Linked DNA regions of Homo sapiens: all the other regions are linked to region 1. Evidence: chromatin loops called from intact Hi-C (ENCODE). Cell type or tissue: endothelial cell of umbilical vein. All regions are shown on one strand.

Evidence for each region. Hi-C counts contacts between places; a loop is a spot of excess contacts. Peaks named below come from ENCODE experiments on the same cell type or tissue, not always from the same donor. Only the 100,000 strongest peaks of a DNase experiment are listed, where the experiment ranks them.
Region 2: a loop joins it to region 1, with 12 times the contacts of the local background. A loop is called at or near these places in 59 of 110 quality-filtered maps.
Region 3: it touches region 1 in a loop (5-fold over the local background); 18 of 110 quality-filtered maps call a loop at or near these places.
Region 4: a loop joins it to region 1, with 7 times the contacts of the local background. A loop is called at or near these places in 68 of 110 quality-filtered maps.
Region 5: a loop joins it to region 1, with 10 times the contacts of the local background. A loop is called at or near these places in 18 of 110 quality-filtered maps.
Region 6: a loop joins it to region 1, with 17 times the contacts of the local background. A loop is called at or near these places in 102 of 110 quality-filtered maps.

The regions. Positions count from the first base shown.
Region 1 is chr11:124,836,043-124,840,042 of GRCh38, reverse strand. No RefSeq gene overlaps it. Among named protein-coding and RNA genes, the nearest start is that of ROBO3, 27 kb to the left of the region's middle. In endothelial cell of umbilical vein, CTCF peaks have their summits at 2,335 and 2,888 (motif pointing right); DNase peaks (open chromatin) are centred at 2,402, 2,882 and 3,442; H3K4me3 peaks cover 947 bases; H3K27ac peaks cover 1,121 bases; H3K27me3 peaks cover 1,532 bases.
Region 2 is chr11:124,642,480-124,646,479 of GRCh38, reverse strand. All of the region lies in intron 7 of SIAE (sialic acid acetylesterase), which reads left to right. Among named protein-coding and RNA genes, the nearest start is that of TBRG1, 22 kb to the right of the region's middle. In endothelial cell of umbilical vein, a CTCF peak has its summit at 1,947 (motif pointing left); DNase peaks (open chromatin) are centred at 1,389, 1,929 and 2,659; H3K27ac peaks cover 1,285 bases.
Region 3 is chr11:124,400,230-124,404,229 of GRCh38, reverse strand. It overlaps a transcript of OR8B3 not described here. Among named protein-coding and RNA genes, the nearest start is that of OR8B3, 3.2 kb to the right of the region's middle. In endothelial cell of umbilical vein, a CTCF peak has its summit at 1,730 (motif pointing left); a DNase peak (open chromatin) is centred at 1,689.
Region 4 is chr11:124,756,921-124,760,920 of GRCh38, reverse strand. ESAM (endothelial cell adhesion molecule) reads left to right here. Exons shown (of 7, transcript NM_138961.3): 2 at 2,394-2,572. ESAM-AS1 (ESAM antisense RNA 1) reads right to left here and starts at 1,787. Exons shown (of 2, transcript NR_120577.1): 1 at 1,508-1,787. RefSeq lists enhancers at 971-1,040, 2,534-2,693. In endothelial cell of umbilical vein, a CTCF peak has its summit at 2,411; DNase peaks (open chromatin) are centred at 380, 1,140 and 2,370; H3K4me3 peaks cover 2,472 bases; H3K27ac peaks cover 3,366 bases.
Region 5 is chr11:124,744,771-124,748,770 of GRCh38, reverse strand. NRGN (neurogranin) reads right to left here. Exons shown (of 4, transcript NM_006176.3): 2 at 3,042-3,268; 3 at 2,789-2,806; 4 at 1,561-2,367. The coding sequence ends at 3,047. VSIG2 (V-set and immunoglobulin domain containing 2) reads left to right here. Exons shown (of 7, transcript NM_014312.5): 5 at 8-127; 6 at 237-381; 7 at 1,104-1,297. The coding sequence ends at 1,236. It overlaps NRGN-AS1 (NRGN antisense RNA 1), which reads left to right and starts at 1,806. Exons shown (of 4, transcript NR_197587.1): 1 at 1,806-1,998; 2 at 2,441-2,532; 3 at 2,773-2,856; 4 at 3,876-4,000. RefSeq lists a silencer at 1,567-1,826 and enhancers at 1,793-2,326, 2,861-3,394. In endothelial cell of umbilical vein, CTCF peaks have their summits at 2,031 and 2,787; DNase peaks (open chromatin) are centred at 40, 770, 1,760 and 1,970; H3K4me3 peaks cover 1,093 bases; H3K27ac peaks cover 1,933 bases.
Region 6 is chr11:124,667,075-124,671,074 of GRCh38, reverse strand. It overlaps SIAE (sialic acid acetylesterase), which reads left to right. Exons shown (of 10, transcript NM_170601.5): 2 at 1,554-1,715. Among named protein-coding and RNA genes, the nearest start is that of SIAE, 4.7 kb to the left of the region's middle. In endothelial cell of umbilical vein, a CTCF peak has its summit at 1,763 (motif pointing left); a DNase peak (open chromatin) is centred at 1,754.

The DNA of each region.
Region 1 (4,000 bases):
CAGTGCAGCAGACGGGCACGGAGCTATTTCCGTGCGGTCTCTTGTCTTATTGCATGTCCCCCCGCCCCACGCAGTGAACTACCCTTCCCTTGGCACGTGTCTGCGGCGCTGGCTGCTCATTTAGAAACGAAGGGGCCAGCTCGCAGAGTGCATCGCGCGGGCGGCCGCAGAGGGGACGCACAATAGGCAATCAGCGGCCGCGGGGCGGGAGGGGAAGGCGCGGGGGCGCTGCCGGGGGCGCCCGTAGCCTGCGCGCTCCAAGGGCGCTTCCATCCCTCCCCAGCCCCGGGGCCTTTTATTGTTCGCTGGACCAGCTCCTGTTCGTCGGACTGGCGCTGGCGTGGGAGGTTTGGCGAGAGGCGGTCTAGGCCGTTGCCCAGCCCGGGATCCTGCGTGCAGGCGCGCCCTCCACTCGCCCGCGCTCCCACCCAGGTGTCCGCGTGCGGGGATTAGGCGGCCCGCCGGGCTCCCGCCTCCTCCATCAGCCGCTAATGGGCCGTCCTCGGCCTGGCCCCCGCGCCATTGTGTGCGCGTGGGGGTGACGCCGGGTCTCCGCGGCGCGGTGGAGGGTGACCGCGCGCCGCTGCCACCCCGCTTCACACCTGCTCCCCGCCCCCAGCCCCGGCCGCGCTTCGTGTTCCCTCCCTCCCCGCGGGAGGGGTCTCAGCTGGGGCTGCAGTTGGTAAAGAGGCCGTGGAGAGGCCGGCGGCGGCCCGAGGAGGAGCCATAAATTTGGAGCAGATGCGGCCTGACAGTCACCCAGCCCGGGGAGGTGGGGGAGGGCTCTACGCCCCTCCCAGGCCGCGTCTTCTGGTTTGCAGCTGAGTTAGATGGATTCCAGGCCGAGGTGACCCGGGACTTTGGACACACGGAGCCTGTGCTCCTCACTCCCCCACCTCTGCCGGCCGCCCATTGTGTGCCCACGTGCAGGGAGAAGGAATAGGGGGCAGGGACATGTCTGCATTGGCTTATGATTTTCCCCCTAAAAAATGTCGTTTTCCAGCAGAGACTGTGACAAAGTCGGCCACCCTGGCTCTGAGCTGGCGCTTTTTGACAGCAGCCAGAGAAAAATATGGAAGATAGTAGAAGCAAGCTTCAGCTGTTCATTCTGCACTATTTTTTAAGTGCCTGTTTTGTGCTAGAAAGGTAAGGAGGCACAGGCATACAGGATGGGGAGATGGGAAAAGGTGGCGGAAAAAATACCAAGGACTAATACTTGCCATACTATAAGTATTGTGTGTACTGTAATTCTGCACATTAAATAGTATTTTCCTTTAGAAAGTGGCAGTTCCTCCAGCAGAGGAGGGAGCAGGGTGCAGTGTCTCGGGGGGTTGATGGAGTTCGCTCTCAATCCAGGTATCCCATCCACAAATATATGCGTGTCAGGGGTGCTTTCCGCGGATCTGGAAGGGAGTGAAAAGAGCTGGAGCTGCACCCAGGTGGGGTGGACACAGCCCTATTTATCTTATTTGCTCTGGGTACTGTAGGGATTCTTCTCTAGTGTCGCTTTAATTGAAGACTGAGTCTCCCATCTGAAGATCTTGTGACCAAGGGTGATTGGAGGGTCAGTGTCCACAAAGCTGGTGCTCAGTTGGCAAAAACCTCTGCCACCTCCCTTTGTGGCTGTTCTCTGCTCCCTCTAACACTCTGGGCTGGACTGGGTAACTAGATTGGCTTCTAGGACCCATTGCTTCTCCCCTTAGCTCCCACTCCGACAAGTCTCCCTGGTCTGTGCCCAGAGGATCACCCTAAGACTAGAGCAAGCTTGTGCAACCCACGGCCCATGGGCCGCATGCAGACCAGAACACCTTTGAATGCGGCCCAACACAAATTCATATATGTTCTTAAAACATGATGAGGTTTTTTGCAAAAAAAAAAATTTTTTAGCTAGTGTATTTTATGTGTGGCCCAAGACAATTCTTCTTCCAATGTGGCAGGGAAGCCGAAAGATTGGACACCCCTGGACTAGAGATTCACAGCTTGCATGAAAATCACCTGGAGGCCTTATTAACCCTGCCCTACAGTTTCTGATTCCTTTGATCTGGGGTACGGGCAGAGATATTGCATTTCTGAAAGTTTCCCAGGTGGTGACAGTGGTGATACTGGGGGCCACACTTTGAGAGTACTGGCCTACAAGGAAAGGAAAATAGGGGCAGGTGAAAAAAGGAAGGAGCTGAAGTCTTCAGTGCTGGAGGAGGTTACTGGAAGCTGAAGCTCTCCAGGGTACTTGGGTATCTTCACCCTCTGTGAGGGATCCATAGGCCAAATCCCCAAATAATTGTGGACATATTCCAGAATTCATATTCTAGTATTCGAGTGTGTGTGTGTGTGTGTGTGTGTGTGTGTGTTTCTGAAGACTTAGCACTCCCCCTAATGGCTTCAGATGATTCTGCACTCTCCTCAGCCTTTCAACGGGAAGCAAGAATTACTCTTATTTTCCCAGCCTAACTTGGTTATCCACTCCCATCTCTTTGTCACTGATGGAGCGGGGCATTGTCTTACACATTTGTTTACAAATTGAAGAGCATAGTTTTTTTTTACACAATAGTTTGTGTACTAATGAATGAATTAGTGCTATCTTTCCTCTTTAGGAGAACCTTGTTCTCCTAAAATCTACCTTAAGTCACATTTGAAGTGTTGTAGAACCACCTACCAGTGTTCTAAAACACTTCAAATGTGTTCATAGGGAATGAGTTCCAGATGGTTGCCTAAAAATTCTCCCCAAGGTGTCGGTGCCGTTGTCATCAGTTGGGAACTTTTGGCTGGCGGCAAGCACAACCCGAGTCAGAGGTTAAGGATGGATTTGCAAAGTGGAATTTTTAAGTGTGGTATATGGACAGATCAGATGAGAAAATCAAGTGGCATTTTATTTCTCACCACCAGGTGGCAGACCTAACCTCATTAATGAGAATCATCCCTAGACTTGAAGCCTGGCCTGAATTCTACTTTTTTCATATATGAGCCAGGGCAAAAGAGCTGTTTCTCTACTTAAATGACTCAGAAATTTGGGGTAGGGAGAACAATGCTTGAAAATATCTTTGTAGGCCGCGGTGGCTCACGCCTGTAATCCCAGCACTTTGGGAGGCCGAGGCGGGTGGATCACGAGGTCAGGAAATCGAGACCATCCTGGCTAACACGGTGAAACCCCGTCTCTACTAAAAATACAAAAAATTAGCCGGGTGTCGTGGCGGGCGCCTGTAGTCCCAGCTACTTGGCAGGCTGAGGCAGGAGAATGGCGTGAACCCGGGAGGCGGAGCTTTGCAGTGAGCCGAGATCGCGCCACTGCACTCCAGTCCGGGCAACAGAGCGAGACCCCGTCTCAAAAAAAAAAAAAAAAAAAAAGAAAATATCTTTGTAACTGCCGCCAATGTACTTGAGTAATCCCTTGAGCTTCCTGATCCGTGAGGAAGGGCTCGCTGATACTTTTTTTTCCTTCTGGAAAGAGGGAAAACATATGGATGTAACAAAATGGGTTACTTAAGAAAAATGTAAGCGATCTAACTTCTAACCAGAGGTTTCTGCCAGGGCATAAACACATGGCAGCCCTAAACAGCTTTGCAGGCACATGGCTTCCTTCACTTCCAGCCCGTCTGGCAGGCACCCTCTTAATTCCTACCAACTTAATTCCTACCACCCGAGTTCTTTGTTCTGTCGCCCATATTGAAGTTTCCTCAAACTAAAAATGAAAGCTTTATTATAATTCTGGAATCTACTCAGGGCCTTCTTAACTAAATTCTAACTTGCAGTATACGGACATGTAGTTGATCTCTCCTTTATCCCAAATGATCTTGACCCTCAGATCATAGTCAACGTATAAATTAAATTCAACCTAAATTATATAACTATAGCAAGGGTTACACACACACAGCAAGAATGCAGGACGGGCGCGGTGGCTCATGACTGTAATCTCAGCACTTTGGGAGGTCAAGGTTGGCGGATCACCTTAGATCAAGAGTTCAAGACCAGCCTGGCCAACATGGCAAAACTCCATCACTACTAA
Region 2 (4,000 bases), 190 kb after region 1:
CTTTAATCATCCTTTAGGTCCCAGACAGCCTACATATTAGTTAGGAAGCCTTCTGTGACTATCCAGATTAGTTAGATGCCCCCTTTCTCTCTACTTCCCCTTTTTATTTGCATGAGGTTGCCTACATGACTACATTTTCCTGGGTCACACTTAACATCCCTAGTACGTATGTAGTTGATTGGCACTCGTTAAATAGTGGCTTAACATGTGAATGAAAAAAGATAGCAAGAGAAACCATACATTTAATTAGAGATAACTAGTCAGAAAGATTCTGCTTTCAGCCTTGCATAAAAAGAATAAACATATTTGACCAAGTTCATAATTGCCTAGCCTCCACATGTTCATATGAACTACACTTTTTAGCACGGTGGTAGTGCTGGTTTTTCTAGAACATAAGAAATCAAACAAGTAAGGTGATATAAAAACAATGCCCATCTTAAAACATGACAACAGAGTAGGCTTTCCTGTGTAAATGGGACATCCATGGTCCCAGACACCACCTCCGCACGCCCCACAGATGACTTCTCACCATCCTCCCCACTCCCCTACCTTGTCCTTTTCACTGTACCTTCTTTTGAATATTTGTATAGACCTTCTCACTTAAAATGCCTTTATGATTATTTTCTTTCTTCTTTCCTGCATTTGTTCTGACTTTGAAATAAGATTATTCTGCTCATTATTTTCAAAGTAGCAGCTCCTGTCACCAGTTCTGCATCCCTGTTGGTGGAAACTACACTTGGGCTTTGGAAGTACTTTTTTCTCCCTTGGCCTGTGCACATGGTGATTTGAGTATGACTTTAGCCAACTCAAACCAAAAGTATGTGTTGAATGCTTATTATATGCTGTGAATCTTGTGAGGTGCTAGAAATATAGCAATCAGGCCGGGCTTGGTGGCTCACGCTTGTAATCCCAGCACTCTGGGAGGCCGAGGTGGGCGGATCACCTGAGGTCGGGAGTTCGAGACCAGCCTGACCAACATGGAGAAGCCCCGTCTCTACTAAAAATACAAAATTAGTCGGGTGTGGTGGCGCATCCCTGTAATCCCAGCTACTCTGGAGGCTGAGGCAGGAGAATCGCTTGAACCCAGGAGGCGTAGATTGTGGTGAGCATTGCACTCAGCCTGGGCAATAAGAGCGAAACTCCGTCTCAAAAAAAAAAAAGAAATATAGCAATCAGAAAGACCTGATTCTTGTACTTATGCCTTACAGTTTAGTGAAAGTCCCTTAACCTCCAGGTTTTAACTTTATTATCACCAACAAAAACATGCTGGTTACTAGTGGAAGTCTGGAAATATAAACATATCCCTTCAAAGGGAAATACCCAGCATGACAGCGTCATGGTTCAGACTGAGTCTGAGCTAGACTAAGTGCATTCAGATGCTAGCTGTGACACCTCCTGAGCCACGTGATTTCGAACACGATACTGAACTCTTTGTTATTTTAAATATTGAATGAGTTCATCCATGGAAAGCCGGGAACATACCAGATAATGTTAGTGTTGAATATTGTTGATGAGAGAAATCAGAAGATCTGGAGGGACAGTTGGTCTGTAAGGAAAGAGGAACTGGCTTCATAGAAGTGCTAAGTTTGAAATGATGGTTGCAGTGACTAGAGTACAGCTAGAGATGGAGGATGTGAGTTCCACGGAGAGACCAGGGCTGGACACGTGTATCCCAGACTTATTAGCAGAAAGGCCACCTGGAGCCTGAGAGCGAAACAGCAAGAGGCTAGGGGCTGGAGTCCCAAGGAGTGTGGTTTTTAAATAGGGATTTGGAGGAACAGTTGAACAGACCACAAACTGCAGCATGTTATTTGTGAGCGTGGCCAGCTTTATATTCTTTGGCTGGTCCACGCCTTTATTAGCCGCAGTATTTCTACCAGCCACTGTGGGAGACGGATTAGCGCCCCACTGTATCTCAGATTAGGAAAACAGGAATTTCATGTGGGTGTGGAGTACGCCGGTGCCCCCATGTGGCGAGTATATAATAGTGCAGTCAATGAAAAAGTGAATTGCTGCAAGAATTCTCAGCAAACTGCCATTTTGAGAAAATTCCCTTGACTTGAGGGACTGTTATTAGCATTGCTCCCTGTTGAGCTTCAGGCTAGTTTTTTTTTTTTTTTTTTTTTCTCACCACAGACTCTTTCCTGTGGCGTTGTTACTGTGATCTTCATTATGACCCTGGCTGGTGCACATGGTTCCACTTTGTCTTCTGGGTGTGGAAGAAGTAGGGTGACTTAATAGATTTTTTATTCCCATTTTCTAGTCTTCATGAGATTCTACTGTGAGGCTTCAGTGGCACCTTCTATCATTTCCTATGTTAAAGCTGATTTGCCTAAGATAATTTTAATAAGAGAATTGTAAATGGCCTATTGGTTCCATATCATATCCAAGGCTCCTTTCTGTTATTATTGCAACCTCTCCGTGTACTCCTGATGATTTTCTCATCTTTCTGGAGCAACTCAGAGAGCAGAAAATATCCTCGATTCAAAGTTGCATTTGGCCACATTCATAGGGATGATGTCAGGTATTTTCTGGGCTGTGAGTAATAAGGCTGGGTGGAACAGTCTGTGTAAAATGCAGTCCTCTGATGGGGTCAGACATTTTGAAATGGAGTCAAAAAAAAATGTTGTTGCTGGCCCAGACTGCTTCCCAGTTTGTGGTTTGACTTACAGTTAGATCATGGTTTGTAAAAGAGAGATAATAGGTTGATGCCTCTCATTGGCTGGAACTGGAGCTAAGAATAAGATGCTATCTAAATCAAAGGACAGGGTGATGTAAACATCAGAAAAAGAAGGAAGAAATAGCTGGACTGCCTGTGTCATAGTAATAGTAAAGATTTTTTTCTCTGGGAGCCTGTGTGTTTTGCAGGAGTAGGAGTGTATCAACTTTCCGTTTAGATGAAAACAAATCCTGTTAACTCACTCTGCATTCAGAATCTGACCACTTCTCACTACCTTTACTCCTCCTGCGCTAGTCTAAGCCACCATCATCTCTCCCTTGTATTATTGCCTCCTAACTGGTCTTCTTCCTGCTTTTACCTTTTTTTCTCCTCCTGTAGGATATTCTCAATATATCAAAGTGACTCTTTGAAGTGTAAGTCGGGTCGGAAGGCTCCAGTGGGTCCCCGTGTGCTGAGGTCAGCAAGGCCATACATGATGTGCCCCCTGCCCACATTACCCGCCGACCTCACCTTCTAATTCTCTCTGCCTTGCATATGCCACTCCAGCCACACTGGCTGCCTTACTTTTCTTTAAGCACGCTAGGCATACTCCCGTCCTGGGGCCTGCCATTTTCTTTTCCATTCTTCATGGAAAGTTCTTTTCCTGCTGTTTTAGTTTTCTATTGCTGAGTAAGAAATGACTGCATATTTAGCAGCTTAAAACAATACAACACACATTTATTATCTCAGTTTCTATGGGTGAGAAGTCTGGGCGTGCATGGCTTAGCTGGATCTTCTGCTGAGGGTGGAAGTGAAGGTGTCAGACAGAGCTGGAGTCTCATCTGAGGCTTGGAGTTCTCCTCCAAGTTCATGTGGTTGTCGGCAGAATTCACCTCCTTGAAGCTGTAGAACTCATGGCAGCTTACTTCTTGAAGGCCAGCAGGGGAGGGGGCCTGGCTTCTAGACCCTCTTTGAAAGGACTCACCTGATTAGGTCAGGCTCACCATGATACTCTCCCTTTTGATCAATGTGAAGTCAGCTGACTGGGGACGTTACTTGTAACATCTGCAAAATCCCTTCACTTTTGCCATATACAACATAATCACAGGAGTGATATCCCATTACCTTTGCCATAGCCTATTGGTTAGAATCAAATTACGAGTTCCCCCTACCACAAAGAGGAGAGTATTGTATAAGGATGCGGCTCCCTGTGGGTCATCCGCCTAACATACCCAGATATCCTCATAGCTTCTTTGCGCATCTCCTTCTAGTCTTCATTCAACTCTGACACTCTCTCCTCCTTCCCTATTATATTTTTCTCCAGTGCACTTGTCACTTTCT
Region 3 (4,000 bases), 440 kb after region 1:
AGCTATAGAACGTATTTATACCAGTTAAGATCTTTACTTACATCTGACTAAAAAAATTGCTATAAGAATGAAGCACCCTCTCCCTCTCCCTCTCCCTCTCCCCACGGTCTCCCTCTCCCTCTCTTTCCACGGTCTCCCTCTGATGCCGAGCCGAAGCTGGACTGTGCTGCCGCCATCTCTGCTCACTGCAACCTCCCTGCCTGATTCTCCTGCCTCAGCCTGCCGAGTGCCTGGGATTGCAGGCGCGCGCCGCCACGCCTGACTGGTTTTTGTATTTTTTTGGTGGAGACGGGGTTTCGCTGTGTTGGCCGGGCTGGTCTCCAGCTCCTAACCACGAGTGATCTGCCAGCCTCGGCCTCCCGAGGTGCCGGGATTGCAGACGGAGTCTCGCTCACTCAGTGCTCAATGTTGCCCAGGCTGGAGTGCAGTGGCGTGATCTCGGCTCGCTACAACCTCCACCTCCCAGCCGCCTGCCTTGGCCTCCCAAAGTGCCGAGATTGCAGCCTTTGCCCGGCCGCCACCCCGTCTGGGAAGTGAAGAGCGTCTCTGCCTGGCCGCCCATCGTCTGGGATGTGAGGAGCCCCTCTGCCCAGCTGCCCAGTCTGGGAAGTGAGGAGCGCCTCTTCCCGGCCGCCATCACGTCTGGGAAGTGAGGATCGTCTCTGCCCGGCCGCCCATCGTCTGAGATGTGGGGAGCGCCTCTGCCCCGCCGCCCCGTCTGGGATGTGAGGAGCGCCTCTGCCCGGCCGCGACCCCATCTGGGAGGTGAGGAGCGTCTCTGCCCGGCCGCCCCGTCTGAGAAGTGAGGAGCCCCTCCGCCCGGCAGCCGCCCCGTCCGAGAAGTGAGGAGCCCCTCCGCCCGGCAGCCGCCCCGTCTGGGAGGTGTACCCAACAGCTCATTGAGAATGGGCCATGATGACGATGGCGGTTTTGTCCAATAGAAAAGGGGGAAATGTGGGGAAAAGATAGAGAAATCAGATTGTTGCTGTGTCTGTGCAGAAAGAAGTAGACATGGGAGACTCCATTTTGTTCTGTACTAAGCAAAATTCTTCTGCCTTGGGATGCTGTTGATCTATGACCTTACCCCAAACCCTGTGCTCTCTGAAACATGTGCTGTGTCCACTCAGGGTTAAATGGATTAAGGGCGGTGCAAGATGTGCTTTGTTAAACAGACGCTTGAAGGCAGCATGCTCATTAAGAGTCATCACCACTCCCTAATCTCAAGTACCCAGGGACACAAACACTGCGGAAGGCCGCAGGGTCCTCTGCCTAGGAAAACCAGGGACCTTTGTTCACTTGTTTATCTGCTGACCTTCCCTCCACTATTGTCCTATGACCCTGCCAAATCCCCATCTGCGAGAAACACCCAAGAATGATCAATAAAAAAAAAAAAAGAAGCATCATTTATATACATTTATTAGGTAAACTTACCTTATTGTAATGGATTTGTTTAAAGCTCTTACTCTACCATGCAGAAATCTGAAGGCCTCATGTCTGCCTCTATCATTTTCTCGCCTACATCCATTAAGATGCCTGATTAAATAGCTTAAAATGGTTTGATCTAAGTTTTGCTCAAGAGCACATCTTTAAAAAACTTCACATTTTACGAAAGACAAACAAAGATTTGCAGCATCCATGACTACAAACAAAAGTAAAATATGAGTCGCAGGTTTGGCATGCACCGTGCAGTCTGAATATGATATCCGTGTCACCAGCACCCCCTGGTGGAGGATAAGTCAGCAAAATGCCTGGCTCTGCTGTGAATCAACAGACTTATTTTACAGGCCCACTCTTTTCATCATCCTGGCAAAAATTTTCAATTTTTAAAATTAAAGCTATAATTTACATAAAACTGAATTGATTAAACATTCAAACGTAGGTTTAAAAACTAACATAATTCGAGATTTGAAGAACTGTTTCAGAATGTGAAGCATTTTTAAAACCAACTTGTGGATATTTGGAAGTATTGTATCTGCAAATTGGTGACTTTCTTGAAGATATGGGTACTGTTGTACATCTTTGTTATCCTTCTGTTATACCAGCTGTATAAATACAATTTTAATTGGAAGAAAGTTTTATTCATGTAGAAGCCCTATAAGAATACATGCAAAAGGCACAGAGGCTACAGAGCCTAAAAAGATGCTGTCAGGAGGGCAAGAGTGGAGAGTATCTGATGGTATGCTTTGCCTAGATGCAAGAACAGTTGGCCAAGTCAGGTACTCACTGTTCTATTTCACAGCCTGACCAAAGAGGCACTTCACCACCTGGACACCAGCTACAGCTGTCACATGGAGAGAAGGACAGAGACCATTGTGGACAAGAGGCCTATGGAGCTGCTGGTGGAGCTTATGTTTTGGGTGCCCAAGAAGCACAGTGCTCAGCCTTAGGTGCTGCCTTCTGTGGTGGTGGGAGACCAGGCCAGAAATCCTAGGGCCACTGCTCCAAGCAGAAGCCCTAGATCAGATACTTCTGTCCAAGTATCCCAGATCAGATACTTCTCTCCATATATTCTCTTACAGCAGCTGATGGAGCCTTTTGGTGGCATCTAAGCTGGTTGCAGTGTGGTTACTCTAACAATGCATACACTTTCTGCAAATTAGAGCTTCTTTGTTATTTTGTAATATTTGAAATAAAAAGTGAAATTGATTCCAAACTGATTCAACATTAAATACGCCAATGAAAGGAAAAAAACTCTTATATTTTTAAAATCTGATTTCAATAGCAAAGTTTTAAATGGTGGTACAAATTATTGAAAACTCTTACCACTTTTCATATATAATTTCTCATTGATGATGATTGCTGTGTTTTGATTGTTTGTCCCCTCCCAAATGCATCTTGAAATTTAATTGCCATTGTAGCAGTATTAAGAGACGAGACCTGTAAGAGGTGATTGTGATTAGGCCATGAGGGTTCTCCCCTCGTGAATTAATGCCTTTATAGCAAGAGTGGGTTTCTTACAAAAGGATGAGTTCAGCTCCAGTCTCTCTCTCTCTCTCTCTCTCTCTCTGTCTCTTTGCATTTCCCCTATGTGATAATACAGCAAGAAGGCTCTTGCAAGATGCTGACACCTCAATCTTGGATTTCCCAACCTCTAGAATCATTAGCCAAGAAAATTCTGTATAAATTACCCAGTCTTAGGTATTCTCTTATAGCAGGTCAATGTGAACTAAAACAGTGACTGTAAAAGAAACTAGAGATACACTCATTAAAAATTCTGGAAAAAGCATTGCAAATAGCTATTTCTAGCACAAAGCCTGATGTAAAGAATTTATGTTCCAAAAGAAAGTACAAATTTTCATTAATAACTATGAATATATATATTTTTGGAATATTATCTTATAAAATTATAGAAATTTTAAAATTACGCTGGGTGTGATGGCTCACATCTGTAATCCCAGGTGTGAGAGATTACACCTTGGGAGATTACACCTTGGGAGGCCAAGGTGGGAGGATTGTTTGAGCCCAGGAGTTCGAGACCAGCCTGTAAAACAGTGAGACCCTGTCTCTACAAAAATAAAAAAAGATTAGCTGGGTGTGATAGCAGGCGCCTGTACTCTCAGCTACTCAGGAGGCAGAGGTGAGAGGATTGCTCGAGTCCAGGAGGCCAAGGCTTCCGTGAGCCAAGATCGTGCCACTGTACTCCAGCCAGGGTGACAGAGTGAGACCTGGTCTCAAATATTTTTAAATAAATAAGTATAATAAAAAGAAAAAAAACAAAATGGTTGTTACCAGAGGCTGGGGGTGAGGGGAATGAGATGTTGGTCAAAGGGTGCAAAGTTTTAATTAGAAAGGAGGTATATGTTTTTGGAATCTATTGCACTGACTGGAGAGTATAGTTAATAATAATGCAATATATATTTCAAAATTGCTAAGAGAGTAGATTTTAAGTGTTTACACTACAGAAAATCAGTATGTGAGTTGATAGGTGTGTTAATGATCTTAATTTAATAATTTCATGATGTATACATTTATCAAAACACCACATTGTATCCCATAAATA
Region 4 (4,000 bases), 79 kb after region 1:
GCCTGCTCCAGGATCCCTCAGACTTCTCATCCCGCCTTTCCCAACTTCAACTTCAGCTCTGTTCCTTCTGCATTCCACCCCAACTCTATCCCCCTTCCTTGTGGGGGGTGGGGGCTGGGGGAATCTCTGAAGCCAGGGAGGACAGTTCAAGTTGACTGCCTGAGTGTCCCAGGCTTCACCTGCTGCTCATCTGCAACCCTTTGTCCTACCCCAGCTTTGAGCCTCAGTTTGTCAGACTGAAGACCTGGACTCAAAAGTTCCAATCGGTCCCCCTGGGGGGTTGCCCAGTTCCCGCCAGCCACTCGAGGGTTAAATGGCACTGGTGACCCCGGTGCAACGTGCAGGCGCCCGGCTCCGCTCTTCTGGGCTCTGGAGGAGGCTCTCCGGCTCAGTAGGCTCCTCGGCGGCTCAGTGCTGCTGCCCCTGGGGCGTGAGAAGCCCGCGGGGGGAGTTTCTCAGAGAAAGAGGGAGACTAAAAATAGCCCCGGGGAGCGGGCCCATTTCGCTCTCCTTCGGCCCCTGCCGGCTCCCTCACTCTGGCCTCGGAGAGGGCTGTGGGCCGGAAGGGTCCCTTTCTTGGGCTGTCCCAGTGTCCTTCGATCAGACCCAACCAGACTCCTTTTCTCTCCCAGTGGCTCCGTGGACCCTGGGACCGAAAAAAACGGACCAGTTGGTGACTTCCGAGCCAGCAGACACCCAGGAGGGAGAGCAGAAAAGCCTCAGGCCCTCTTCTGTTCCTAGTTTCTGACAGGGCGAAGGGCAAGGAGCATGTGCCCAGACCCCAGTGTGTCCGTTACTATCTCTTTTAACTCTCCTCTACCTTCTGGAAAGTGGAATTATAAATGTGGGACCTGGGGAGGTCGCTGGTGGTCCACAAGGTGAAGGAAGGGCGCGCCCCTTCTGGGCCCCAGGCAGTTTCCCGGCGGAAACCCTTTCTGGCCGCCGGGTGTGTGTCGTAGAAAGGCTGGGGGAGAGCCGGCAGCACCTGCAGGCTCCAGGCGTGCCCGGCCTCAGCGGAATGGCCAGCGGGCCGGGTCCCCAGGGGGCGTCCAGCTCCTTGAGGCGGGGATTGTTTCCTCCCGTAGAGCCTCCGGTCTAGTGGCCCCCCCTTCATTGTCTTCTGCCTTATCACTGGGTACAAATTTCCTGCCCAGACCACAGAGATCCTCCAGGAAATGGGAAGGGGGATGCTGCGAAGGCCAAGTAACAGAGGTGGGGGTTCTGTACGGCGCAGCCGGGAAGCGGTGGGGGAGGCTTGCATCCTGGCCGGATCGGCTCCCAGCCCTTAGAGGCCTTCAGCCTGGCTCTCCTAGGGCGAGGGTGGAGAGCGGGGCCTGGCTGCGGCCTCTTCCCGCGGCGTTGGCCGCCTGCTCGCCACGCGGAGGTGGCGTCTTCCGCTCCGAGGCAGAGGGCCGAGGCCTGGAGGGAGTAGGGCCCGGGACTGGAGCGGCGATCATCCTCAGGCCTGGCCGTGTGCAAGCCCAAGGTTATTCCCCAAAGGGCTTACCAGTTGGCTGCTCTGTTGCCTCCCCGAAGGGCAAAGGATGAGTATTTCTGGACGCCGTGGTGCAAACGATGGCCCCCTCCTTGAAACCAACACCCCGGTCCACCCCCTGAGCGCCGGACACACTCAGGGGAGGCTTCATACTTGTCTAGAGACCGTCGTTCGCGCTGCCCTTAATTCCTTGCCACCCGAGAGTTCTCTGCCCAGATCGCCCGAACCCCAGAAGGGCTCCGAGGAGCTTTCTGGGTTTCAACCCTCCGTTTTCCGAGGGAAGCCCGCCTCTGAGATTGCGCGGGAGGGCGGGGAGCATCGCATTCACTGGGTCAGGCTTGGGCGCTGGGCTGCTCTGCTCTCTCCAGCTCCTGGCAAGCTCAGAAGGAGCCGCAGGGTTAATAGGTAACCAGACGGCCTCCCAAACCCCTCCGCCCTTTGAGAACTCGGGAGTGAGGGACCCTGGCGGCCCGGAGCAGCATCCCTACTCTCCCTCAGGAAAACTAGGGAAGCAAGTGGGCTACGTGGCGCGTACGACAGAAACAGTCGGTCCACCCTTTCTTCTCATATCTTCCCCTCCTCGCTGGAAATCTGCCCCCTCTCTTTGATGCTCAGAAATCTGCGCCTCTGGATACGAATAAATGCATATAAATGTGTCCCCATCCCCGCTACAACTGCAGAGGCTGGCGGTGGAGAGAAGTCGTGATGAAATGGGAAGCAGGACACTGAGCCAGTGGTCCCTGGGCACCCCTTGAGGCCTCCAGGGGCCGGACCCCGCAAGGTTCCTCTTTCCAGTTAAAGCGACTTTCCTCGCTCTCTGGTGAAGCCGCGTAGGGCAGGGTCCGCGGGCGGAGCTGGGAGCCGGTCCTGGGCACTCACGCCTCGCTCTTGTCTCCAGCGCCCCCCTCGCGGGCCCAGCTGCAACTGCACTTGCCCGCCAACCGGTTGCAGGCGGTGGAGGGAGGGGAAGTGGTGCTTCCAGCGTGGTACACCTTGCACGGGGAGGTGTCTTCATCCCAGCCATGGGAGGTGCCCTTTGTGATGTGGTTCTTCAAACAGAAAGAAAAGGAGGATCAGGTGAGGGAAGAACGCCTGTCAGCCAGCGGCAAGTTGCGCCCAGAGGGGGTTGTAAGCAAAGAGCTGGTAGCGGTGGGAGGGGTGGAGAGGGAATGGGGGCCGGGGAAGGAGTTTCAGGGAAAAGCAGAAGTCTTCACCAGTTCAGTTTTTGTTCTGATATTGGAGACTTCCCAAACAATTATCTTTTGCCGGCTTTCCCTAAAAATCCAGCACACAAAATACTGTAAAAGTGTGAGAGGCATTTTACTTGGTTATGAGGGAGGAGAGGAGGAGGGGAAGAATGGAAGTTGAGGACTGGGAAACGCTTAGGGGAAGTAACACACACGACTTATAAAAGTTAGCATATTTCTGGCCTGACTCAGTGACTCATACCTGTAATCCCAGCACTTTGGGAGGCCGAGGTGGGCACATCACTTGAGGCCAAGAGTTCGAGAGCAGCCTGGCCAATATGGTGAAACCCCCGTCTCTGCTAAAAACACAAAAATTAGTCGGACATGGTGGCACCCGCCTGTAATCCCAGCTACTTGGGAGGCTGAGGCAAGAGAATTGCTTGAATCCACAAGGTGGAGGTTGCAGTGAGCCAAAATCCAGCCACTGCACTTCAGCCTGGGCGACGGAGTAAGACTCTGTCTCAAAAAAAAAAAAAAAAAAAAAAGTTAGCATATTTCTGTTTTCACATTCTCTGCTTTGAATACTGTCAAGTCACAGGCCACTTCTCTTCCCAAATGATTCTCATCTGTCACCTTGCCCCCCTGTATACCACCTTGAGAGCCAAGGGGCCATCTCCTCCCACAATCTCCCACCCATCTGTTTTGACACCGGGCTTACATCCAAATACAGATTTACCCCAGAAGAGAATGAAACAATGTTCAGAACCCCTGAAAACTGTGTTCAAGGAAGTCAGCTGGATTTTTTTGAGACAGGGGTCTTACTCTTGTTGCCCAGGCTGGAATGCAATGGTGCAGTCTTCGCTCACTACAGCCTCTACCGCTCCTGCTCAAGTAATCCTTCCACCTCAGCCCCCTGAGTAGCTGGGACTACAAGCACACGCCACCATGCCAGGCTAATTTTTGTATTTTTTGTAGAGACTGTGTTTCACCGTATTGCCCAGGCTGGTCTTGAACTCTTGGACTCAAGCAATCCACCTGCCTCAGCCTCCCAAAGTGCTCACAGGCATGAGGCAACGTGCCCAGCCTCATTTGATACTTTTAAAATACATTTTTAATATTTTTTTCCTCCAAGATGCCTTCCCCATTGTGTAAGTTTCAGGTCTTACAAACCTGGATCCACCCCAGCAGTCTGAGTTGCATATATACATACCTCCTATTTACATGTCCCTCCTCCCACTATTATGTCACCTTTCTAAACACCGCAATTGGGAGATGAGACAATGCGCAGGAACGAAGAACTGTTCTGGTGAAGAGGACC
Region 5 (4,000 bases), 91 kb after region 1:
CCTCTAGATGAGGTGTCTGGCCAGCTCATTCTCACCAACCTCTCCCTGACCTCCTCGGGCACCTACCGCTGTGTGGCCACCAACCAGATGGGCAGTGCATCCTGTGAGCTGACCCTCTCTGTGACCGGTAGGGATGCTGGGTGGAGGCCAGGCCAGCAGCCTTGTGTTGGGGAAGCTGTCGGCTGGTGGGCCGAGGAAAGCCTGCAATTCTGAGTGAGGGTCCTGTATCTCCTTAGAACCCTCCCAAGGCCGAGTGGCCGGAGCTCTGATTGGGGTGCTCCTGGGCGTGCTGTTGCTGTCAGTTGCTGCGTTCTGCCTGGTCAGGTTCCAGAAAGAGAGGGGGAAGAAGCCCAAGGAGACATATGGGGGTAGTGACCTTCGGTGAGCAGGAGGGCTGGGGGGTGGCGCAAGGAGGGAGGAAAGGGCTTGAGTTAAAAGCGGGTGCCTGCAACCCTCAAACTCCGACATCATTCAGTGTGTTTAGGGGCAGGAGGTGTTGTTCAGCCGTGGAATTTGCTGGTGGCAGCAGTGTAACCTGTGTATTTGAGGGTACAGGCAAGCGGTACAGGGTGGAGTGGCTGGTCCACAAGCTGTGGCAGGGAAGCTGTTTGCAGGACTGCCCTGCCCCTCCTCATATTTAATAAAGTTTACTTTTCTGTTCCGAAGGTATTTTCATATATTTTAACCACCTGGGAGTAGTAGTGGCTTGTAGATGCCAGGAAATGGATTTGTCCTGAGCAGTCAGCTGAGTTCAATTCTTCTGTGGAGGAAATCAGGAAAGGGGAGGGGAAACTGCCTCTGTCATCCACTTTAGCTGCCAGTCAGGGTCTAGGATAGGGATCAGAGCAACATTTCTCCAGGTGGAGTCCTCAGATTACCTGGACAGAAATCACCGGGAACTAGTTATACATTCAGATTCAGGCCACTTCTAGCCTTCCTGTAGTTGTGCGTTGGGGAGTGATGAGGCCCAGAAATTTCATTTTAACCAAAGTTCCGCAGATTATTCTCAAGCACAGTGAAATTTAAGAGTCCCCAGGTTAGAGGACGGCCCTCCTCCGCAGGAGGCTTCTACTGTTCACTCAGAACTTGCCTATACCCATCAGGGAGGATGCCATCGCTCCTGGGATCTCTGAGCACACTTGTATGAGGGCTGATTCTAGCAAGGGGTTCCTGGAAAGACCCTCGTCTGCCAGCACCGTGACGACCACCAAGTCCAAGCTCCCTATGGTCGTGTGACTTCTCCCGATCCCTGAGGGCGGTGAGGGGGAATATCAATAATTAAAGTCTGTGGGTACCATACTGTCTCCTTCTTCTTTCTGCTGGTATGGCGAATTCCTCTAGGCGGCTCAGAGTATTAACAGTAAGAGAAGGAATGGGCTTGAAGTCCGAGAAAAGGTAGGCAGGAAGTTTGGTCGGGTCAAAGGGGTGGGTTTCAACCTAGGTGCCCCTCCACTTCACCCCACCAGCCCCCGATTGTTGGTTTCTGGTTTGGCCCAAGGAGGCTTGTTCAAGTTGCAAGCGGAGGCCTTGTGCACCCAAACTCCCTCCCCCGGCACCCTCTGAACACTTGGACATTCCTCTTTATTGTTCACATTCCAACCCAGCACAGTCACATGCACACACGGAGATCAGAAACCTTTCGGCCACAGCCCCAGGAGCCCGGCGGGGGGGAGGGCGGGACCGACAGGGGCGGGGCGGGGCCGTGGAAGACTCCTCCTACCGAGCCTCCCAGGCGCTCGGCGTTTGCATAAACAAGAGAGCTGGAGAGGCTGCCCTCAACAGTGCGCTGGGGAAAGGGGAGGGAACGTGACAGGCAGGTGTGGGATAGGGACTTCTCTTCCGGTCAGAGCAAGGGTCGTCCGAAACCAAAACAACCCTCTTCCCTTCATCTCGCCCCGGATCCAAAGTCTTGGGGCTAGGCTGGGGCGGGAGTGGCACGGAGATGTAGGGCGCCCCTTTTAGCTGCGCACAGAACGAAAGAACTCGTTTTTTCTTTAAGTGAGTGTGCTTGGGTGACGCTTAGGGCGCCCTCCGCAGTGCGCGCAGGAAAGCGCACTGAGGCTGCGGAGGCAGAGCTGCATGCTGGGTGCGGGAAGAGGTGGGCGAGAAGCAAAAGAAGGAAGATTGGGAGCGCATGGTTTAGGGTGGGGTGGAGTGGAAGGGCAAATGGGGACCATACTAGACTGCAGAACTAACTAAAAGGGCACGGACTCAGCGACTCCGCGACGGAGCCTGCCTGGGTGAGGGAGTCTCTGGGACGCAGGGGGCTCCTGTAGCTGGCAGGTTGCTGGGCAGGAGGGGGTCACAAACACGGCAGGGAAGTCTCGTCGCTGCGAAGGGGACGCGGCATCCATCTCTCCTCGGGAACTGAGGAGAGAAAAGGTCTGAGAACCTGCCCTCTTCTGCTACTTCCTCTTCCCCCCACCCTTCCCCCTTTCAGTACCAGGATTCTTTGGGCGGTGAGTGCCAGAGGGCCCCAGTCACCCAGAACCCCCACCCCGAGTCAAAGCGCTGAAATGAGCCCCGCGGCAGGTACGTGTGCGCGCCGCGATGTATTTCTGCCCCTTGGCCGGGCTTGTGCAGCCAAATGGGGTGGCTGCGCATGTCTTGGTCCAGGTATGTCCCCGTCGCAGCCTCGGGCGTCTGGATGTATCAGAAAACCCGCAGGGGCAGGGTGCATTTTCCCCGGCTGGGAGGGGTGAGGGTGGGCAGAGGGAAGGGCTGGGGATTCGATCCTTTTCTCCCACTCACGGGTCCCACCCCGCCGCCTAGGGGCCGTGTTCATTACCTTTGAAAATGCTCAGTTCTTCTTCGGTCCAGGGCGGGGCAGAAGGGAGGATGCAGAGGGAGAAACAGGTGAGCTCCTGGAATCCGCGCAACCTTCAGCCTCTTCCCACCCACCTCCCATCTCGGATTTCTATCCCCCAACCCTTAGCTCCCTCCACGCCCCCTGCACCTCCAACCCGCCCTTATTCTCCCCCTGCTCCTGGGGAGGGCTGGGGAAGGGCAGCTGTCAGCCAGCCGCGCGCCGCCCGCCTCACCTGGCCTAGTCTCCGCTGGGGCCGCCGCCCGCGCCTCCCCGGGCCACCCCAGCTCCGCCAGGCCCCCCAGGGCCCGGGCCCTTCCGGCCGCGCTCTCCGCTCTTTATCTTCTTCCGCGCCATGTGGCCCCGAAAACTCGCCTGGATTTTGGCGGCGGCCGCGTTGGCGCCGGGATCGTCCAGCGGGATGTCTAGAATGTCGTCGTCCGGCTTGGAGCAGGCGTTCTCCTGGGGGCGAAGCAGGGGGGTTCTTGTGGGGTCACTGGGTCTTGATCCGCGGGAGTGGGGTAGGAATAGAGCCCTGAGGGACAGGGACTATGGCGACGCGGGGGTGGGAGGTACAGAGAGGGGTGTCGAGCCTGGAGCAGGGCTATGGCAGGGACACTCACTGGGGCATGGGCAGCGACAGGCGAAGAAGGTTCAGGGCCAGGTGGACAGTCATGTCTCAATTCAGGAAAGAGAAGTGCAGGCAGGATTGGGTGCGGGAGAGCCAGGCCCATCACCAGCACCGAGTTAGGGGTCTGCAGAGCTGATTGGAGGGTGGGTTTGGAGGGGCAAGGAAAACAGCAGCAGGCACTCCTGGAGTGGCCGCCTGTCCCCCTGCTCTCAGAGGGTACCTCCAGCTCAGAAGGACCCAGTCTGAGTCCAGGGTTTTCCGTGGAGAGGATGGAGAAGCCTCAGTCCGCCAGCCCTCTCCCCAGTAGAAATGCAGAAAGCTCACAGCTGGAATTAGGGAGAGGATGGGGATACTAGTCAGTGAGCCAGCCTCCCCCGACCTAAGGCTAGAGGCCCAGAGATTGTTTTCCCATTGACTCTTCATTTTCCACTGCCCAAGGATGAACTCAAACACAGGAGATAGGAGATGATTTGGATGAAGTGATAAAGAAAAGGCTTCACTCCAAGAAAAAAAAGAAAAAGAAAAGAAAATGAAAAGACCTGCAGGAGCAAGAAGCCCTTTCC
Region 6 (4,000 bases), 170 kb after region 1:
CTATGGACTACTGACTGCACACAAATGTGCAAGCTGCAGCCATTCCCCTACCCCCACCCTCTCTCTACTTAGCTCTTATTTATGTCTGTGGTTTTCCTTTTTTTGGTTCCATATGAAGCACCTACCCAAGACAAGGCCCTCCCACACATGTGCCTCCCCCTTCCCTCCAGCAGGCTGCCAACCTGCTTATGCAATTCTGGGGCGTTGTATTCTTTTCTTAGAGCATTTTGCTCATGGTAACCGTGCATCTCCAGCCCAGTAGGCCTTCTGGGTGATCTTTCATTGTCATGTAGGTTTCTTGATCACACTAGCTCATAAGAGAGCGCTGAGGATTTTTAGGGACTGGGCTGTTATTCCAAGAGCAGGATAAATAGGCCACGGAGCTGTGTAGGCGACTCCATTAGCTGTGCTGCCCTGTTAAGTATAGCCGAAGGGGCCCTCATCATTTGTAGCTTCCAGGGAGGAAAATGTCAGCCTTGTTAATTCTGGTTCTCTTTTCTGCCTATCATTTTTGTTTAAAATGCTTAAAAAGATCTAAATTTTGTTAATTATTTTAGGTAGTTTGGGGTCTGTTTTATTCAGATAAATTGGGATATAATTTGTTTTATTTTTTTCCTTGTTAAGTTTTGATGAGGAACACGCTGAGATAATTTGGATGGATGTTTGTATTAATAAAATACTTTTATATAGGCTGGATGTTAAAAATAGGAATGATGTCGTTAAAGCGAGTTCTTATTCAGTCTTGTTAGTGACTCTCTAGAATAGAATCCAGTTTCTAGTGTGCTTTCTCTTGTCCTTTTAGTATAATTTAGCTTGTGGAATGGGTAAAATTGTGACAGAAGACCTTTGTTCAGACATGTTGACCTTCTATCTCTCACTGACCTTATTTATGTGTCTTGATTTATTTGAATTTACCTGAGAAGGAAGCTGACTTGTCATGAGTATTTATAAGGGCTTATTTAGAATTTTTGATGCAGTACACTGGGTTGTCAAAAAACCATGATAAGGGGCATTATTTGAAGGAAATTGGCATTAGTGGCATAGAAAAGGGGAGATAGAGAAGGGGAAAAAGATTAGGGAAGGCTGTTTGGAGAGAGGCATGCTGTTTTATTCCCAGTCATTAGGAGCAGGTGTGGTAATGGAAAGTAGGGAAAGGAAGTGGTTTATTTTTCTCATAAACACCATCTATAGGTGCATGAAAGGAGCATTTTAGTGATTTTGCGGGAGAGAGCCCAGCGTTAGGGCCAAGCCCAAGAGCAAAAAAAGATCAAGAGCTCTGAAGGAGAGGGAAGACTATGGTCCATTGGTTGCCTTGGGCTCTGGGAATTTTCCTTAGTGGTCATCATGTGCTATGATGCATACTGTTGGAAACTGTTCTTGTTATGTTGCTTGCCTAATTAGGAGGAAGAAGAGCCAGTTTTAGACGATTAAAGGGACTTAGTATGTTAAAATTCTCTTGCATAAAGACTGTATGTTCTTTGCTGTTTCACTTGATCCAGTTGGTGCTATATCTCTCCGATGATGCTTCCCTCAGTGTTTGTTAAATTTTTTAGGTATTGGTTTTCGCTTTGCTTCATACATCAATAATGATATGGTGCTGCAGAAGGAGCCTGCTGGGGCAGTGATATGGGGCTTCGGTACACCTGGAGCCACAGTGACCGTGACCCTGCGCCAAGGTCAGGAAACCATCATGAAGAAAGTGACCAGTGTGAAAGGTAAGGCAGCCCATCTTCCGTTCAGCTATTGCCCTCTTCTGCCACCTGCTGGATTATCTGAAAATGAATGCTAATGCTGTAGCTCACATTATCCATCCGTCCCTACATCCGTCTGTCCATTCATCCATAAAAGTTATTTGAATATTTGCCATGTGCTTAGGCACTGAGGATACAAACAAAAATAAGACTGAGTCAAAGTTCCTGTTCTCAAGGAACTTACAGAATAATGGGAATAGATACCAAGTTATATAGGACAGCGTGATGAATGCTATGATGAAGGTACATGTGGGGTGTCTTGGGGTACAGAGGAGAAACATTGAACTCAGACTGGGTGGTAAGGGAAGGTTTCCACAGAAGATGGTATTTGAGCTGAATCATATATAGAGGAGAGGCAGTATGGAGGAGAGGGTAAGAACTCTGGTAGTCCTTGCCCAACAACCTTCTTACCTTCTTACCTTAAAAAGTCTTAAAACCCAAGACTAGCACCATGTAAATCCCATTTCTTATTTTTAAACCAATATATTAGAACCAGCAGTTCTTTGGATTTCTAAGTCAGCATCATTTACTGAGAGTGCCATAATGTAAGAATGTAAGACTTCATATTGGTAGTCTAAGGCTCTGGAAGTCACTGCTTTCAGGCCCTGATTCTGTCATTTATACGGCTGAATAATCTTGGACATGTAATATAACATCTCCATGTCTCAGTTTATATGTGAAATGGAGATCGTCATGATACCTACAGGATTACTGTGAGAATTAAACGAATTAACACTGGTAAAGACTTGTAACAGTGCCTGGCACACAAGTGCAGAGTCAGTTTTAGCAGTCATGATTGTAACTATTACTATTATTATTTAGTCAGTCATTCAAATATCTATTGAGAGCCTACTATGTGCCCGATACTGTGCTAGGTACTGGTGATACAGTGATGAGTAAAACAGATATGTCCTCTTCCTTAATGAGGCATGCAGGTTAGACAGGAAGATAGTAAGCAGTTATCGTTAAGTGTGATAAGTGCCACAGTGAGGAAGAACAAGGTGCGATGGGAGTGCTTTGTAGAGAGTAGGGATAATTACGTAGTCTGAGGCTCATCTTGAGAGGTGAGCAGGGCACACTGGGTAGTGAGAATAGCCTGGCAAAAGCATGGAGGCCTGAGTGTACCTGGGCCATGGGAGAGATGCCAGGCAGGTTGGTTGGTCTGGAACACTGGGGGGTGTGTGACTGGGCAGATGACAGGAGATAGGTTGGAAAGACAGGGAGACTTGTTTGTCATTGCTAAGGAGTGTATGTTTTATTCTAAACGGACAGATTTTTAAACAGCAAAAGAATATGATAGATATTTTAGAAAGTTCGCTGTGGCAGCACTGTGGAAGATGGATTGGAGATCAGTAAGATAGAGGTGGTGGGCAGGCTGCTGTGATATCCAAGCAAGAGATGATGAGGGTTTGACCTCATAGAGTGGCTGTGGGGATGTTCAGGAAGGTGAGAATTAGCAGTTTTCATGAGCAGGGAGATATTACAAAGGAGTGAGTCTCTGTCTAGAAGAGATAAAGATATAGAAGCCGGTGTGGAGGAGGCAAAGCTAGAAGTTATGGGATGAAGGAAGGCATGCTCAGGGCTGGATGTTACAGATAGCGCTATAGCTGTGTGATGTGGAGGTGCGAATGAGACAGATGAGGAGGCTGCTCAGAGGTGGAGGTGGAGTTCAGGTACAAATTGGTGGTTTGAGCAATGGCTAGCATATATATGTGACAGGGATGCTTGTGGGAATTGTACTGGCCCCCGAAAGCAAGGATTGTCTGGTTGGTTTTATCAGTATACAAAACTGATGATCCAATCCCGAGTGATCCAGACCCTGATGCAGTCTCTTCAAAATTCATTTCCATTCAGCAAACATTTAAAAATACTATATGCCAGGCATTGATGTAAGGTAAGTGCTTCTAATTCTTGGGTTTTAAGACTTTTTAAGGTAAGAATGTTGTTGGGTAAACTAAAAGACCGAAAGGGAAGCTTCAGCTGATTGAGACATGCTTCTCTGTTGGATCTAAATGCCGTCAGTGACTTGCAGGATGTCCTGAAAGTGAAGGATTCAAGGGACTCTCAGTGCTTTCTGTTTGTGCTGGGTCACCTTAGAAATAAGGAGCATTGTGTACAAATAATGGCACTCTCAGTAAATGATGCTGATTTGGAAATCCAAAGAACTGCTGTGGTTTAAAAATAAGAAGTGGGATTTACATGGTGCTAACAATTAAGTTACCAATAATATTTAGGTGACAGAGATAACA